Regions from separate parts of the Mus musculus genome. Here regions 1 and 3 are each linked to region 2. The links are chromatin loops, found by intact Hi-C in ENCODE. Cell type or tissue: left cerebral cortex. All regions are shown on one strand. Links, peaks and the distances in the headings refer to the core of each region. The heading gives the core; the rest is flanking DNA. Region 1 holds the start of Itpka (inositol 1,4,5-trisphosphate 3-kinase A). Region 2 holds the start of Tyro3 (TYRO3 protein tyrosine kinase 3). Region 3 overlaps Mga (MAX gene associated).

Region 1 (5,977 bases), core at 350-5,349, 57 kb after region 2:
CTTCGAGTCGTTACACTGCCTCCCTCGGTCCAATCCTAGTGTGCAGGGATGCCAGGTTCCAGAAGGCCCAGGCCACACCTCGGCGCTCTTCTCAAGGTGTCTAGGCAACCTGGGCGCGCGTCTTACTCTCGAAGTCGCCAGGACGCGGCCTTCAGGGCAGAGCGGGGCGTTCCCGGTTTTTTTCTCTCTCTCTTTCCACTCGAGGAACGCTTGCGTAAAATGCATCTAGAGCAACGCTGCACAGTCCACAGGCAGTTAGTTTAGTTATCTGGCCATGGTTAAAACAAGGGAGATTACTGACACAAGAGGATCGCAGGTTCAAGGCCCGAATAGGCTATAGACTGTGTTTCACTGTAACTTGGCAATTTAGTGTCAAGAAAAGAGGGCTAGGATGTAGCTCAGTGGTGGTTGTGCTTGCCTACTGTGTTTGAGGCCCTGAGTTCAACCTCCAGTCAAGGAGGGCCATACCACGAATAATGACTTCACCTCACACTGGCTGGTGATAGCTGCCGGTTAAATTGGCCCGGGAACATTCACATTGCCATACAGAGACTAGCAAGCTCTTGTCAGCCTCAGTTTACCTTTCCCAGGACACTTAGGAGCAGTAGGCCAGGGCGAGGAGGGGGGACGCAGCAGGTGGATCTTGGTTCCGCTCGGTTCTAGCCCTGCGCCCCTCCCTTCCCGCATCCACGCCTCGTGCGCGCGCGGGGAGCAGACGGCAGCGGCTCCGGAGCAGAGCCAGGAGCTCCGCTCCACTCCCACTCAAGAGAGGGAAACCGTGGCAACGGCGGGGGTGGGGCCGCGGCACCGAGAGGGGGAGGAGAGGGAAAAGCTCACGCGCCCCTTTTTCTCTCAGGGCTCCCGGGGCAAGGCTACCCCGCTCTGATCTCTCCAGCCCTACCTGACAGTTACCCAGGTACGCCAGCCGACCCGCCGGCTCCCGCTCCGTGGGTCGCGTACTCCTCAACCTCCTTTAGACGCCCAGGCACTCAGTTACCATCGCCTGCCTAGCCCCCGAAAAAGAACCAAGGCGAGAGGTCGTCCTGGGCTCCCTCTCCGCCCCCATGCCCCCTGTCCCCCGCTTGGGCTCTCGGCGGGGAACGCAAGCCGGTCAGAGCAGAGCAGAGAGCGGAGTCCCCGGCGCGCAGCCCCCGCTGGCCCCGCCCCCGCGGCCCGTACCTGCCCCACGTCCTCGCTGGTTTCCAGCTGCACGTTGCCGCGGCTCCTGCTCTCACTGTCGCTCAGCAGATCGTCCTCCGAGTCCTCGAGCAGCGACGAGGAGCCGGTGGAGGAGAGGGACGAGGTGGAGAGGCGGCGTGGCTGCTGCAGGTGCGACCCCGCAGCTGGGAGCCAGTTCCCCTCCTGGTCTGGCGGCCCTGGGCTGGCCGGGGTCACATCCTCCTCGCTTGTCACAGTGAGCTGAGGGATCACCGGGGCAGGGGCAGCACGCGGGAGCCCGTTGGGCACTTGTCCCCCACGCCGCTTGGCCCCGCGGGCCCGGGGCTCCCCTGCGGCTGCTGCAGCGGCGACTGCGGCGCAGCGCGCTTCGAAGAGCAGGCGCAGCTCCCCGACGCTCCGGCGCGGAGCCCTCTCCAGCCCGGGGCTGCAGGGCCCCGCGCCCCGTGGCCGCGCCATGCCCGTCGGGCGCCCGGGCAGGGTCATCTCCCGGCACCGGAGCCGCAGCCGAGCCCACCAGCCCGCGGCGCGGCGGGGACTGTAGACGCTCAGCGCCCCGGGCTTGGGACTGCCCCGGGGCGGAGCCTCGGCAACGCCCGCCCGGCCGCGCCCCGCCCCGGCCGCGCCCCCCGCCCACTCCTTTCACTTTCTGAGAAAGCGCGGGCCTCCGGGGGCCCTCGCTGCTGCAGGAGGCTTGCAGTGTCCCGAGTGTAACGTGGAAGTCCCAGGTCCGGCCCCCGCCTTATCTCTAGACCTGCCCTCAAGGTGGCAGAAGGGACCTGCCCCGCACCTGAGCCCAGTGCCCTCCCGCGGCTTTTGAGGGATTCCTTCAATGGGAACCAGAGGTCTTAATCTGCACAGGAAGAAGCTGTGCCCATTCTTTCACTCGCTTCCTCGGGCTCCTTTCCGTGTTCCAACCTTCCTGGTCAAAGTCTTTTGAGTCTCTGGGGCTTTTCTCTGGCCTGGGCCCCTTAATTCGGAGTTCAAGGCCGTCAGCCACCCAAGGAAGCCACACCTCAAGGAGTGTGCCCAACTAGAGTCTGTGGCCAGGGTCGAGCTGAGACTGCTCCCCACCCCCACCCCTCGAAGCTCTCCACTTCCCAGCGGGCAGAGAACAAGGTCAAGAGGCGGAGTCTGACTCTCTCCAAGTATCACAGCCGGTGGTGGCCTGCATTTCCACCGCCCCTCTCCAGCCCCCCACTAGCTGTTTCTTCTCCTCCTCCCCCTCCTGCCCCTTTGGAGCTTTGTGGTTTCAAAAGGAGTCCTTTCGCCTCTCTGAACTGCTGAATCTCCTTCGTCGCGGAGCTGCAGGGTTGCTCTGAGAGTAAAATTTTAGAGATGGGTGTTGAGTGCGTAGCTCAGCGGTAGAGCACTTGCGTAGTACGCGACTAGAACTGGATTCCATGCCCAGCATGAAAGGAACGAAAAAGTCTTGGTGCTCCAAAAATGCGAGTGTTTTTTAGTGTTGTAATAGACAGCCAGTGTCTCGGGCCACCCTATCTTGGCTCACTCCTTCTATCCATCTCCCTATCTGTAAACAGAAGAAAAACTTCACACGGCCTAGAGTTATGGCTGCATACTGAAAAGAGAACACCGATGTAGAAGTTCAGACACTGGAAATCCTTCTTGTCATCTCTGAATGGGTCTCTGGCCTCTGCTTGCAGGTGCTCAGCTGAACTTCAAGGCTACTGTGAGCAGAAGCCAGACTTGTCTGCCTTCCCCTAAAAGAATTGAGGGTCCTGTCATGGAACACCTAGAACAACAACCCTGGGATTGCTGGGGCAAGCCCAGGGTTAAGTATGAGACTTGCCTTTTCTCTCTTCAGCCAGAAGTTAAGAGGGAGGAGGAGAACCTTTCGCAAAGAGAGAAGATCTCTAGATGACTGACTGATAAAGGGAGAAGTTGGGGGGGGGTGTTTCCAGGGGCGGTGGCTGCTTGTAGCCATGGGATCTCCAACTGCATGCCAGAGTAATGGGGAGGCTTTGACAGCCCAGGTCATCACAGTGCCTGCAGCTGCCACTCAGCTTCTGTATAGATTTTGGAATTAAAAAAAAAAAAAAAAAAGGAGGAGGAGGAGGAGGTGTGTGGGAGGAATGAAAGCAAAAGAGAAAGGAAACCACAGTCTGAACACTTGCTTCCTCCTTGGAGAAGTGAAGAAACAGCATGGACTCCTGGAAACGTTTTCTGGGGCAGAGGTGTGCATGTCTGAGTGTTTGAGCCCAGAGCTATGCCAGCTTGTAGCAGGGAATCTCAGAGGGTAGACTGGGACCTGACAGAGGAAAATAGGAAGAGGGAGGAGGGAGCATGTTACTGGGTACCTGTGTGCCAGGCAGTGTGTGGACAATGCTGGACTAGTAGGCTGAAGGTCTAGCCTAGCAGCTGAGAGAAATCCCAGAACAATTATTTTTCTTGTATCACGTCCTCACCCAAGTTTAGCAGGAACCAAAGAATGTTGCTGTGGGCCACAGAGAATGTCTATGCTACCTTCTATTAGGCAGAAGGAGAAGGATCAGGGATTCAAGCCATCCATCCATAGTTATAAGCTGGCCAGCCTGGGCTACATGAAACCGTTTCTCAACAATAACAACAGTATGTGCTGTCTAGGTGGATTTTGTTAGATGAATAAGGACAGGCAGAAAACAGAGGGAACTTCCATACTGAGGCAAGGCCTGGATAGGTCATAATAAACTAATAAATAGTAAGCCTCCAAGTCTAGTAATCCTCCTGCCTCAGCCTCCCAATACCAGGGCCTCAGATGTAAGCTAACATACCCAGCTTCCTCCACTTCTTGTTGCTTGAGTAGAAGGGATGTGAAGGAAATCAGTTTATGGAGTGTGTGGGGTGGTGGCCTCCTGTGTGCTGAGAAACAAAAGGTCTGGAAGGGAACAAGGGGCATAGAGCTGGGGCATAGAGGACTATGTCAAGGTTTTGGGGGGTCCTTGAGGGATTGTTCTGAGCTAGGCCACCGAGTCATTCTGCTTTGGCCACAGACCAGCTAACTGTCATAGGAAACAAAGTATCTGGTTTTTGAGACAGAGTCCAGATATGTGGCCTAGGCTGACTTTCTTTTTTCTTTTAAAGATTTATTTATTTATTTATTTTATGTAAGTACAAAGTAGCTGTTTTCAGACACACCAGGAGAGGCCATCTGATCTCATTTTAGATGGTTGTGAGCCACCATGTGGTTGCTGGGGATTGAACTCAGGACCTCTGGAAGAGCAGTCTTAACCATTCTTAACCACTGAGCCATCTTGACAGCCCTGGCTGACTTTCAACCTCCTGAGCGCTGGGCTCACAATCATGTGCCACCACAACCAGCTTTCAACCTGTTTTCTTGAGGCATCTCATGGGTTAGTCCTCCTATACCTTCAAATACTAAGGTGCCTGAGTCCTTTCCCTGTTGCTTAGCCACCTGGACTCAGTATGTGTGAGGGTTATGTCTCTCCTGGAGGTCAACAGCCATGGGACAAAAATATAGGGAAGGAGAGGCCTGGAAATAGAAAGAGCAAAGTAAGGGGTGCATGCGTGTGTGTGTGTGTGTGTGTGTGTGTGTGTGTGTGTGTGTGTGTGTGTGTGTGTGTGCACCTGCTTGTGTGTTTGTGCATGTGAATGTGTGTCTGTGTCTGTGTGTATGCATTAGTGCATGTGTGCACATGCATGTGTGCATGTGAGTGTGTGTGCTTGTACATTTGTGTTCGTGTGTGCATGTGTGTGCACGTGTGTGTGCATGTGTGCGTGTCCGTGTCCCCCCCCCCCCCGCCGCCCCCATGTGCTCAATTTATCTCTATCCTCTGCCTCCACTCCAGGTGCTGAAGCAAAATTACTGCTCACTACCCCCACGTCTATCTGGTCCTGTGCAGTTTCTAAAAGCTTCTTTAAATTAAAAAACAAAACAAAACAAAACAAAACCCTTTATTTTGTGTGTATTGGTCTTTAGCTTGCTTGCCTATCTGTGTACCACATGGGAATCCCCAGTGTTCACAGAGGTCAGAAGAGGGTGTCGGCTCCCCTGGGGTTGGAGTTCCAGACAGTTGTGAGCTGCCTTGTGGGTGCTGATGATCAAACCTATGTCCTCCTTAGAGGACTCTCACTGCTGAGCCATCTCTCCAGCTCCTCTGAAGTTCTGCAAGACAGACAGAGGGAGAGAGAGGGCAGGACAGCATGCACTCTTGAATGAGGGACTCATTACTCTGAGACTCCAGGTCCTCCTCAGTGGAACTAGTTCAGTGTTACAGGGGAGGGATTAGGATATCATTTTCCTCTGGTGGGACTAGTACAAAATTTCATTCTAGTAACACATGCCCGAGGGAGCTTGGTCCTTCTAAGCGATGTGCTGAAAGTAAGACTCCAGTGTTTTGTGGGAATATCTTGATTCACTCACTGAGCAAATATCTATTGAGTAGTTGCAATGAACAAGAGAACCAGCCATTGTGCTAGTTGCAAAGGAAATAAGAACAAATGGCTCTGTTCCTGAGGTGACTATTATCTCACATTTTAATGGAAGAAAACCGAACAGGAGCTGTCAGAAAATTGACTATAGGATGCTACAGGACTTCCTTCACTGTTGGCAATGGGTCCTCAGGGGAGCGCTGCGAACCTTGGTCTCTTGGTTTCTTTACCTATTTCGAACATTCTCAAGTGGTCACTCTGATGTTTGGCTCTGCCCAGGACATTCTAAAAAGAGGGCTGGTGGGAACCTGGACCCATCTTCAATTGTAGGGTGGTGAAGGGCAGTCCTTCTGGAAGGGGAAACACACAGGGTGTGTTCCTTGACAGTTCCAACCTCTGACACTTCTCAGCT
Region 2 (5,977 bases), core at 621-5,620:
CCAACCAGTGCAACAGGCTGCCAGCTCTCTGCCCAGGGTGTCAGTCAAGCCCACGAACTGCTGCTAGTATCCCTGACTCCACCCTGTAAAACGAAGGGAGGTTGAGAAGAGGGAAGGAGGGAATGCTCCCCTGAAGTGGAGAACATATGGCTACAAAACCACGTCAGATCAAACACATGGCAGCCTTCCTGGCAGCCGCCTGCTCTATTAATACCTGAATGTGTGCTGGGGCGGGTGCTAGGAAGACGGGAGGCAGAAGGGAGGGGTGGGGCCCTAAGCAGAAGCCCCAAGACCCCGGAGCTACTGTGGCATCAACAGGGCCCACTTATTAAAATCTTACCCTCTTCAGGCAAGGGTAGACACACACAAACACACGCCCACACACACACACCCTCCTGGCATGTATTAAACAGATGGGCAGGTGAAGAATCTGCATAAAGGAAATCCAGACCTGTTCTTTCTGCTCCTTACTGTGTAACCCTAGGTAAATTCCTGGGCTCTCTGAGCATCTGATACGCACCTCGGAGCCTGCATATACTTTCCACTCTTTAGCTTCCTTTCCTTTCAAGGCTAATGTGGCAAAGAACTCAGTTTTTAAGAAATGCTTGTTGGATGGCTGCTGCCGGGGGAGGGGGGGGGCGCCTGTCTCTCTACCCTTCCCACTCACCCTCACAGGACAAGGAGACATAGCTTCACACCCCTCTGCACCCTGATGTGTGCGTGTGAACTTGAAGGCAAAGGTGCTGCCCTCCTGCCTCGGGGAAATGCCTCTGTGGCTGTGTGGCAACGTAAAGCTAATCTTCACAAGAAGCAGTAACCTTCACCCAACCCAAGCTACTCAACATTCGGGTTTCCGGGAGCGCCAAGGGCCACAGGAACTAGAGTACGGGCAGAGGTATTTTAGAATCCAGCACCTTCACAACCCTGGGTGCTCAAACCCAGATCCTGTAGTTTCAAAGTGGGACCTCGGGGGTGTGCGGAAGGCAGAATGGGTCCTTAGGACTGGGGAAAAGGGAGCAGACTACTAGGAACATAGAGGCGGGAAAATACAGTCCTAAGCACCCCCGACTGCCCACACCCCCCACTCCCTTCCTTTGCACCCAGCCAGCCCCGGGCGCGAGAAAGTTGGGGGCGGGGGCCGCGGCCGGAGGTCTGGCAGCCAACACCCGCTGCGTCCTAGTCTCGGCCTTCCAGCCCCGGCCACCGACCCCAACCTCTGGCCGGCCCAGGCCCGGGTCTCGCCCGCTGCCGTCCCCGGGCTGCGCCCCTCAGTCGTGCGGCTCAGCAGCCCCCCGCTTCCCGCCGCCTCCCGGGCCACCCCTACCTGCGGCCGCAGACCCGGGGAGCAGCAGAGAAGCCAGTCCCGCCAGCAGCAGCGGCCGGAGCCCCGGCCACCCCATGCTCCGCCTCAGCGCCATCGGCGGCGACGCCGCACCATGCCGGGCCCGGCCCGCGAGCGCAGAGAGGAGGGTGGCGGAGGAGGGGCGGGAGGCCCGCGGGAGGGGCGGGGGGCGGCGCTCGGCCCGGGCGTCCCGGACCCGCGGCCGCCTAGAGCCGCGGCCACCGCCGTCAGCAGCGAGGAGTCCCCGGGGCTGCGGCTGGGCCACCGCGCTCCTTCCACAGCCGCCGCCGCCGCCGCCGCTGATTCATGTTCTTCTGCGAGCCGCCGCCTCCTCCCGGCCCGCCCGCCCGCCCTCCGCGGAGCTCGTGCCGCCCTCCCCCTCCCCCGCGCAGCCCCGGTGGCGAGAGCCGAGCGCTAACCTCAGCCCTTACCGCCCGACCTCCCGCCCACCTCCAGAAGGCGCAGCGGGACCCGCGCCCTGGCCACTCCGCTGCCGCTGCGGAGGACCTGCCTCGCTCCCTGGACAGGCACCCGGCCACGCCCCTCCTTCCCCAAATACTTTCCAGTCTCCAGCGGGGCACCCCATCCTCTCCTCAGAACCCCTCTTGGAAGCTCCTGCCACACCCCAACACTGTTCTAAATCCTGACCTCAGACTCCGACACAGCCCTCTCAGAACACAAAGCACCTACTAGACACAGCAACCCTCAGGTGTCCCCAAGACGGCTGGAACAGCTCCCCGAGAAACTACTAGCATCCCTGTACCTCTTTGCTTGAGCTTTTCACCCAGTTTTTTTTTTCTTTTTCGATCTTTGTAGCCTACCTTTAATCGCCAAGTATTCTCCTATCGAAAGACCATTCTCCCCAGCCCATCTTCCCAGAGTGTTTTCCAGTTTGTCGTCCATCTAGAGTTTTCCAAGATCTGTTTCGTAATTCTTAGGTGTCCATCCCCACTGCTAGCCTACGAAGGCCAAAGCAAAATCACCGTGATTTTCGAGGGTATCATTCTTCTTTCTTGCTTCCTCTTTCCACCCCTCCACTTCTGGGACATAGTGTGAACATTGGCATTGTCTTCATACTAGCTAGTGAAACATCTGCTATTATTAGTAGACCACCTTGCGCACAGTAGGCACTCCATAAATAAATAGGCAGATCCTTGTTAAAAGAATGAATAATTGCCTGCTCCACAACCAGTAATCACTGGAGGTGGCCTGCCCACAGACATCCTGTCAGGAAGATGCAGAGCTGGTTCCAAATCGCACCTGCCAAGTCCTCCTCTTGTCCTCACCTCTTCTTGGCCCCTGGAGGACAACCCACAACAGGCGCTTTCCAGGGGTCCTGGATGGGGAGAAAGAACTAGCCAGTGAGACGTCCCATACTCACTGGATCTTTCCAGGGATTCTCCTGAGCAGCAGGAGCCTCCCTCTTCCTCCACTTGGCCCACCAGTGCTTGTTTATTAATTATCTTAATGATAACAGCAGTGCTGGCGGCAGCCGCAGACCCAGCTGGGGGCGCCCCCAGGCGGCAGGATAGGAAGACTCTTGGCAAGTCTGGTCAACAGTTGGATCGGAGGGGCCTGACTTCCTGCTGAGCGCTCTGCCAATTTTCTTGGGAACTCTAGGATGGCTCCAGGACGCTTTCCTGAAGGGGGAAAAAAGAAAAGAAAAGCACACAAGCTTGCTCTTTTCCAGAGCTTTGGAATTTTGAGTGTCAGACAGTCTGGAACGGAAGCCAGAACTGTTCTACGCTGTCTCCAGTAAAGGGGACCCTTCTCTTTATTTCAATTAACCTGGCACAGAGTATTCCCGGAAGATGTTCAATCTAGAGACCAAACACAGCTTCTACTTCCTGTTCTTCACTCCTGAGCTGATATGGAATTCTAGCCCAAGGGTTTATACTTTGTTATCAGTTAAACTGGCTCCTTAGGCAAGTCATGGAGGTGGCTTTCCGCATTCTAACTAAGCCTGAGACACATCACCATCCTGCTAGAAAATATGTCTGCTTTCCCTGAAGGGAAATCCCACCTCACTTTCCCCGAAGGACATCCTGGTTCCATGTTATCTTCCTAATTTCATTTCAGTATCCGCCCTGGCTCTCAGTATTTCTACTTACAGGGCCAAAGTGGCAGGCAGAAACCTGTGGGGTGCTGATCTGCCTTGCCTTTTTATCTGCTATACAGGAGTGGTTCGTTTCTTAGTTCTTAAACCCACTCAGCGCCTCTCTCTCTCTCTCTCTCTCTCTCTCTCTCTCTCTCTCTCTCTCTCTCTCCTCTCTCCTCTCTCCTCTCTCGGCATAGCATAGGAATGTGCTTCTAGGGTATGTGAGCAGGTGTGATTTTTGTGGAAGAGATGTGTAGGTGGGTGAGAGGGTGTGCATTGTGATGTATGAGGGAGGGTGTGCATTTGTGCAAATTCTAAATGTGACTGACGCTCTGTGGGTGGATGGGAAGAAAGTGTGTTCTTGTGTGTATGTCTGTGTGTGTGTGTGACTGGAGGAGGATGGCTGCCTGTGCAAATGCATGCCTGCAAAAGTTCCCTTCCTTCTGTAAATGCATTGCTTGGAGGGAAGGTAATCAGATCAGCAGGAAATGTTAGCTGACCTAACAGAGAAGCAGCTGTCCCTGGAGTTCCTGTCCTCCAGACGGAACCAGAGCCAGCTCTATCTATCTCAGGGGAGGAACATGCTATTGTATGGCTAAAGACATGCTGTGAAAGGAGGGGCTAGTGGCAGACTCATATTGTGGACAGGTCAAAGTTAGACCATAGCATCTCCTTACTCTGTTAAATGGTAAAAATTGGGACTAGAGAAATGGCTCAATGGTTAGGTGCACTGTTGCTCTTGCAGTAGACTCCCTCCTTTGATTTCCAGATCCCACGTGATAGTTCACAACAATCTATAACTCTAGTTTCAGGGGATCTAACATCCACATCTGACCTCGTCAGGCACCAGGCACACACATGACATGACACACATATGTGCAGACAACACCCTTACACACATGACTGCTCACAGAAGCAGGACACCTGATGCCATTTCCAGCATCCCAAGAAACAGCTATTTCAGCTTCTTTAGATTTGAGGCCGCTCTCCCCACAAGGAAGAGGAAGCAAGGTGAGCTATGGGGCACGACACCCTGACCCAAGTACCCGTTCTTCCCCAAACCACTGGCTCATGAGGGTTGGCAGGTCCCACTCAAGGGGTGAGGAAGATCATAGACTATGGTCCTTATCTTCTTATAGGCAAATGTTGTTGCTTTGGGGGCTTCATAGGGAAAATAATGCCTATAGTTGAACTTCAAGTGTGCTAGAAACTGTTGCTATGCCTACCAAATGCTAAGCAGGAGATCATGCCACTCCTTGCCCCACAGAAAATGAAGCAGAAAGGTATATTCCCAAAGGCGACTAGACGTTCCCTAACAACCTTGGGGGAAGCCTCAAATAATCAGACTTCTCCCCAGAACAGATTTAGAAATAAAAAGAGAGAGGGTACATATTTGGGCTTTCTGAAAGGGGTTAGGTCCAAACGTGGAAAAAAAGAGAGATGACTCAGTGTTAAGAACACTTGTGGGCTGGAAAGATGGCTCAGTGGTTAAGAGCACTGACTGCCCTTCTGGAGGTCCTGAGTTCAAATCCCAGCAACCACATAGTGGCTCACAACTGTCTGTAACATCTGTTCCAGGGGATCTGGCACCCTCCCACAGACACACATGCAGCCAATGTACATAGAATAAAAATAAATAATAAAAAATTTTTTTAAAAGGAGTACTTGCAGAGGCCCAGGTTCCCAGCATCCACAGGCAACTCATAGTCTGCTGTGGACCCAACAGCTTCTTCTTGCCTCCTTGGGCACTGTCTTAGTCAGGGTTTCTATTCCTGCACAAACATCATGACCAAGAAGCAAGTTGGGGAAGAAAGGGTTTATTTGGCTTACACTTCCATGCTGCTGTTCATCACCAAGGAAGTCAGGACTGGAACTCAAGCAGGTCTGAAAGCAGGAGCTAATGCAGAGGCCATGGAGGGATGTTCTTTACTGGCTTGCCTCCCCTGGCTTGCTCAGCCTGCTCTCTTATAGAACCAAGACTACCAGCCCAGAGATGGTCCCACCTACAAGGGGCCTTTCCCCCTTGATCACTAATTGAGAAAATGCCTTACAGTTGTATCTCATGGAGGCATTTCCTCAACTGAAGCTCCTTTCTCTGTGATAACTCCAGCTGTGCCAAGTTGACACAAAACTAACCAGTACAGGCACCAAGCATGCATGTGATGCTCATACAAGCAGGAAAACACTCACATATAAAAAGAATATAAATAAATGTTTTGAAAACAAGTTCAACCGGGGAGGAGAACCCTTGAGGGGAAGAATTGTATGTTAGAATGTATATGTGTGTCGTATTTGTCTTCTTTTTAAAAAAATTAATGTGTACTTGTGTAGCATGGCAGGGAGCGGTTCTTGTGGAGGGGCTCATGTGACACAGCCTGTATGTGGACATCAGAAGAATATGTTCACCCGGCGGTGGTGGCCCACGCCTTTAATCCCAGCACTCGGGAGGCTGAAGCAGGTGGATTTCTGAATTTGAAGCCAGCCTGGTCTACAGAGTGAGTTCCAGGACAGCCGGGGCTATACAGAGAAACAAGAAA
Region 3 (5,977 bases), core at 656-5,655, 120 kb before region 2:
CCCAGCACTTGGGAGGCAGAGGCAGGTGGATTTCTGAGTTCGAGGCCAGCCTGGTCTACAGAGTGAGTTCCAGGACAGCCAGGGCAATACAGAGAAACCCTGTCTCAAAAAAAACCAAAAAACCAAAAAAAAAAAAAAAACAAAACAAAACAAAAAAGCCACAGGTGGAGTTTCTGACCTGATTATATTCTCCAGTTATTATCAATGAACCTAAAATGAAATTACTTATAAATTAAGAGACAACATTTTGGGAAAATATTTCACTGGATTAAAGGGGGAGGTGAGCAAAGACAGCTTAGACGTTATATAGAGTAATACTGTACTAGGTTACCACTAAAAACAATAACGGGCATCTCCTAAAGTCGGCATGAGAGCATTGAACAAGTGAGGAGGTCTTTCACTGAACCTAGAACATCCTAATTTGGTTTTTCCAAGCACCAAGACTGCAGGCATGTACTGCTCTACCTAGCATTTTTATGTGTGCTGGGGATCAAAGTAAGATACTCATATACTTCACATCAAGCAAACTTCATCTACTAAGCCATCTCTTCAGCCCCAAGAAAAGTGTGTGTATCCTTAAATATATTATTTGGTGGTGCACACCTTTAATCCCAGTGCGTGGGAGGCAGAGGCAGGCAGATTTCTGAGTTCGAGGCCACCAGCCTGGTGTACAGAATGACCAGGGCTACAGCTGTCGAAACCCTGTCTGTCTCGAAAAGCAAACAAAAAAAGACCTAGATGTGTTTTTAAAATTGAAAAGAACTTTAGAAGTGGAAAAAATAAAAAACTGCTAATTGAAAGAGAAAATAAAGGGAGAAATAAGCAAAAAGAGGTAGGAAAGAAAAGGGGAAGACAAAATGTACAAAAGACAAATGGGCTTTTCCACATTTTGAAACTAGTACCTTCTTGAAGAGCAGGATGTATCACCTGCTTATGCCTCAAAGACTTCAAATCTTCTATTAATTCCTTTTCCAACTGGGAAATTCTTGTTCTGCAACCTACTCACAAAACAGTGATGAAATAAAATAATGTACATCAGAGAGGATATTCCATGCTATATAGGCCCAACAGCAAATACATCTAAATTTATACTGTTAGACAATACCTGAATCATTTGTGGTTGTGGTCTGAAGACTAGAAGGTTCTTCTGTTGTCCCATCAACTGCATGAATATCAAGAGCCTCCTATACATTAAAAATAAAACCCAGTTATGTTGCTTCTAAAATTTTCAAAGGAAATTCAATTTTTAAAAGAAAAAAAAAGGATGACAATGACGAGTGGCTGGAGAGCATGCTCAGTAGCTACAGGGCATGCTGTCTGATCATGAGAAGCTGGTTTATCCCCAGTATCCATGTAAAAGCTAGGTATCGTATCACTTTTCTGTAACTCCTGGTGGTGGTTAGGATGAAGGAGGAGACTCTCTGAAATCCACTGGTTAGCCTAAGCAATCAGTGAGCTCCAAGTTCAGTGAAGATACCCTGTCTCAAAGAATTAGACTGAGTGAACAAAGAAGGAAGTTCCAATCTCTAGCCTCTGCACACACTCACATAGGTATACACACTGACACCCAAGGATATGCATACATCTGCCACTCATATAAAGAATATTTTTAAATTAATAATATAGGAGTAAGAGTATAAAATACCATGTTTTAGCAATTGCTCCAAATTCACAGAATAGGAGTAATTGTTCTCATACTTTTGAGGGGGTTCTTGTCTTTTGTTTTGTTGGCACTGTTTCACAAGCTGGCCTCCAACTCACTAAGAAGCTGGGAGTGGCAGTCATTTCCTGATCATGCATCCTCTCAGCCTCCTAAGTGCTACAATTTGCAGGAGTGCATCACCACATGTACATTTTATTATTTCCTACAGTTGCATTCAATTACTTTAATCATCAGAGTCTAAATAAGAAAGGTAGTCTAGTGGTAGAACACTTGCCTTATTATTATTATACAAGACCCTGGATTCGATCTCCAGTGCTATTGTCCCAATTCTTGCTACAAACACAGGGGTGGGGGTGGGAATAGGGGGGTCAGAGAGGGAAGATGAAGAGGAGGAAAAAAAGAAAAGCAAGAGGAAAGGGAGGAAAAGGAGAAAGAAACACCACTACCACCACCACCACTACCACCAGCAGCAGCAGCAGCACCACCACCACCACCACCAGCAGCAGGACAAGACAAAAGCAAAAGCCCAACTGATCACAGTGGCACACACCTGTTATCTCAGCACTTGGCAAGCTGAGACAGGAGAATTCAAAGTTTAAGGCCATCCTGGGCATACAATGAGAATATCTCAAAAGACAAACAACCTAAACATGAATAGAATCTTATACTCAACCAACATTAAACTATATTTACACACAACCTGCACACTCTTGTCTTATATAAAGAAGCTTTCTCATAGCAGAGAAAAAAAGACACACCCAACATCTACAGTCAACTTAGAAAAGTTAGATTCCTTAAAAAAACATCTGCATGAAAAGTAATATGCATGTGGAATCAGTGGAGCACAAACCAAAAACTATCCCTGGATAACAATGCTAGGCTAGTACTTAGCTGGGCATGGTGGCATATGCCTTTAGCCCAGCTCTTAGAAGAAACAGCAGATGGATCCCTGAGTTCAAGGCTAATCTACAGACCACATATAGCTAGGGTTATATAAAGAGACCTTATCTCAAAATAAAAATAATGCTAGTATAGTGGTTCTCTAATACTCTACTATTACTTATTACTAACAGTCAGTGTAGGAGAGATAAAGTTATCTCAGAAAAAAAATTCAGTGAACTTTTCAAGTATTGTTAAGCTTTGGAGACTGCAACAACAAAAATTTCAAGTTCAGTTTTCTTTCTTTTTTTTTTTTTCCTTTCTTTTTTTTGTAAATTTTATTTATTCAATGTATGAGTGCTCTGCTGCAAATATATCTGCCTGCCTGAAGAGGGCATCAGATATCCCTACAAATGGTTGTGAGTCACCATGTGGTTGCTGGGAACTGATCTCATGACCTCTGGAAGAACAGCCAGTGCTCTCAACGGGGCCATCTCACCAGCCCTCAAGCTCAATTTTCTAACACTGATGTTATTTATAGTTCACAAGTAGCTTCAACTCTAGTAGCTCCAGGACAACCTGACACCTCTGGCCTCCACTGGCACCTGCACTCACATACATAGACACACATAAATCTTTTTTAATCAGATAAACATTGAACAAATTATAGAATGAGATCTACACAAAGGTACATTTCTTTAAAGTCTATTTCAAAGCAAGTATCTTAAGAGATGATTACTGTTAATTAAACCAAATGTTTAACACTCACTCAATAGCCCCAAACATACTCACAAATAGATACATTAATAAAAGTAGGTCCTAAATTTTAAGCCAATTTTCAATTCAAAACTGATTAGCAGACCTTAAAAAGAAAGCTGATCATTACAACCATACCTTTGATTCAAAGGAAACAAAGAGCACCCCATCCACATCTTCTAGATCAGGTTTCACATCAGGAAAGGTGCTTCCAGGGCCTACAGGAATATTCTTGGCAGCAGTTAAAGATTTCCCTGTGTTTTTAGGTGGTCGCCCTGCCTTAGAGAGTCTCAACTTTCTCGGTCTTCCTCTTTTCCCAGGAGTATTTGGAGAGGCACTATGACTAGCAGTCACAGTCTTTGATGGTATTGCCATTTTAAGCATTGTTGTTCGCTTTTTGCCTAAGTCCTCTTTTCCTGAAAATGACTCTGCAGTTGATCCTTTGGAACTGTCATGTATTCTTTCCGTGCTACTGTTGTCAAGTATGTCCGGGTATTTCCAATTAGGCTCTTTAAGTAAAGTATATTTTTGTACAATTCTGAGATCTGGTGAATGTTTTCTGAGACTATTTTCTGAATCCTTGCTTAAGCAAAAGTCAGTCCCATCAGAATTTTCAATATACGCAGGCAAATATTCTAATTCTGCTAACATAGATTTATCTTTTCGAGAAGTGGAGAGCATATTATCAGGCAATTCAGAAATTTTCACTGTGCTTTTCGTGACAGCACAGGGCTCCAAGTAAACTACTGGCATTTTCCCAGCATCTAATTTAAACATTTTAGCTTTAGCAACACCTGGGCTATTTGGTAGCCATTTATAAGATGGATGGTCAGCTTCTAAATTATCAACTTTATTGTGCCTCTTTAGTTGTTTCTCTAGTATAGGATCGTCATCGCTGTTTGAGTATACATCCGTTTCCTCATCTGTCTCTTCTTGTTTCACTGTTATCCCTTCTGGGCATTCACCAAGTTCATAATCATAATCATCTAGAGGCTCTTCTTTAATGACGACATTAAAGTTTCCATTCGGGTTTGATGGTGAGGAAATCTGGGAATCATCTTCAAAACTGTTCACAATACGACTAGAAAGGTAGAAAACAATAAAAAGTACAGAACTATCTATCAACAAGACTCAGAGAAGGAAAAACAGTTCTTAAAATCAATATATCCATCAGATTTCATGAGTCATTACTTAAAAATTATAGCTTAACAAAGTGCTCAAAAGTAAATTATCAACATCACATGTTTATCAATGTTTCACACACAAAAAAATACAATTCAAGAGCCAAGTTTCAGGGCTGGGCATGTAGCTCAACTGATATACTGCTTGCCTAGAACACAAAAGTCCTAAATTCAATCTCTAACACTACATAAACTAACCCCACTTGTATAAATAAAATGCAGGAAAAGAATAGTTTACCCTTATCATTAAATCAAAATGCAGAGTGCCTTATAAAATGTGTTTGTCTTTAGATATTGATCACATATAAAGAACTCCAAACTAAAAGTCAGCTATAACCAACCAAAAAAAATCAAAGTCTTAAAACTTATGCATCATCAAATGCTAATAAGAGGGAAAAAAAGTGTCTATTACAGCTGAGCAGTGTGGTGTATGCCTTTAATCACAGCCCAAAGAAATAGATCTCTGAGTTCAAGGGCAGCCTGATCTATATGCAGAGTTCTAGGTCAGCCAGGGCTACAAAGAAAAAACCCTGTCTCTAGAAACCAAACCAAAACAAGCAGTCTATCATAACTAGGAATTACAATAAATTAATATGCTTTCAAACTGCTAGTTCTTTTCTGTATTTCAGATAAAATACCTAATACAAAACTTAACATCTTAACCAATTCATTAGAGTAGCCTTCTCAGCGTACTCATGTTACTACCAAAACATTTTCAATTTTTCAAATTAAAAAACTCACTTTCAAGGAATAAGTGTGTGGCTCAGTAGAATGCCTGCCCAATAAGTGTAAGGTCTTAGGTTCAATTCCAGCACCCTTCTTAGCCGTGCCCCCCCCCAAAAAAAAAAAACCATGTTTTCAGTGCGAAGAATTTGCTACAGCAGCTATGGCATTAGTGAGGGAGGTGATGGCACATGTCTTTTACCCCAGCACTCAAAGGCAGGTGGACCTGAGGTGAGGCCTGCCAGGTCTTCATAACAAGCTCCATGCCAGCCTGGGCTACAGAGTGAGACTCTGAGAGAGAGGAAAAAAAAGATTTCGCCACAAATTTCCAAAATAGAAGGCTAGGTTACATTTGGGGATGCTCCTTAGTCTATAAAGTACTTGCCCAGCATGTAGAGAGCCCTAGGTCAATCCTCAGTACCACATAAATCAAACACAATGGTACATACAGGTCATCTCAGCACATACAGAGTGAAGACAAAGACAAGAAATTTAAGATCAGGCCTTTGAGTTGGCTCAGTGGTAAAGGTACCTGAGGTTAAAATCTGATAGCTTGAATGGATCTGATCCTTGGGATCAGAAAAAATAACTCCCATTAGTCCTCTGACCTACAAACACACACACACACACATCAACAACCAACCAAATAAAATGTGAAAATAAAACAATTCAAAAAAGGTTTGTGAAACTAAAAAAAAAGAAAAAAAAAGTACAAATTTCCTGTGCCGCTTTTCTACATACTATATCATCTATCCTGTGCCTTTTTAGGCTCACT

The links. Hi-C counts contacts between places; a loop is a spot of excess contacts. Peaks named below come from ENCODE experiments on the same cell type or tissue, not always from the same donor. Only the 100,000 strongest peaks of a DNase experiment are listed, where the experiment ranks them.
Region 1: a loop joins it to region 2, with 4 times the contacts of the local background. A loop is called at or near these places in 4 of 42 quality-filtered maps.
Region 3: a loop joins it to region 2, with 2.3 times the contacts of the local background. A loop is called at or near these places in 2 of 42 quality-filtered maps.

What each region holds. Positions count from the first base shown.
Region 1 is chr2:119,738,064-119,744,040 of GRCm38, reverse strand. It overlaps Itpka (inositol 1,4,5-trisphosphate 3-kinase A), which reads right to left and starts at 1,704. Exons shown (of 7, transcript NM_146125.2): 1 at 1,180-1,704. The coding sequence starts at 1,662. Gm25857 (a small nucleolar RNA gene) reads left to right here and starts at 3,085; the gene lies at 3,085-3,213. In left cerebral cortex, for the core only: no CTCF peak of the experiment used is centred there; DNase peaks (open chromatin) are centred at 1,166, 1,925, 2,387, 2,567 and 1 more place; H3K4me3 peaks cover 2,202 bases; H3K27ac peaks cover 2,058 bases.
Region 2 is chr2:119,795,231-119,801,207 of GRCm38, reverse strand. Tyro3 (TYRO3 protein tyrosine kinase 3) reads right to left here and starts at 1,694. Exons shown (of 19, transcript NM_019392.2): 1 at 1,325-1,694. The coding sequence starts at 1,418. In left cerebral cortex, for the core only: a CTCF peak has its summit at 2,872; DNase peaks (open chromatin) are centred at 1,446, 1,831, 2,855, 3,735 and 1 more place; H3K4me3 peaks cover 1,583 bases; H3K27ac peaks cover 2,755 bases.
Region 3 is chr2:119,914,833-119,920,809 of GRCm38, reverse strand. It overlaps Mga (MAX gene associated), which reads right to left. Exons shown (of 24, transcript NM_013720.2): 3 at 3,437-4,379; 4 at 1,106-1,184; 5 at 903-998. Among named protein-coding and RNA genes, the nearest start is that of Mga, 21 kb to the right of the region's middle. In left cerebral cortex, for the core only: a CTCF peak has its summit at 2,910 (motif pointing right); no DNase peak of the experiment used is centred there.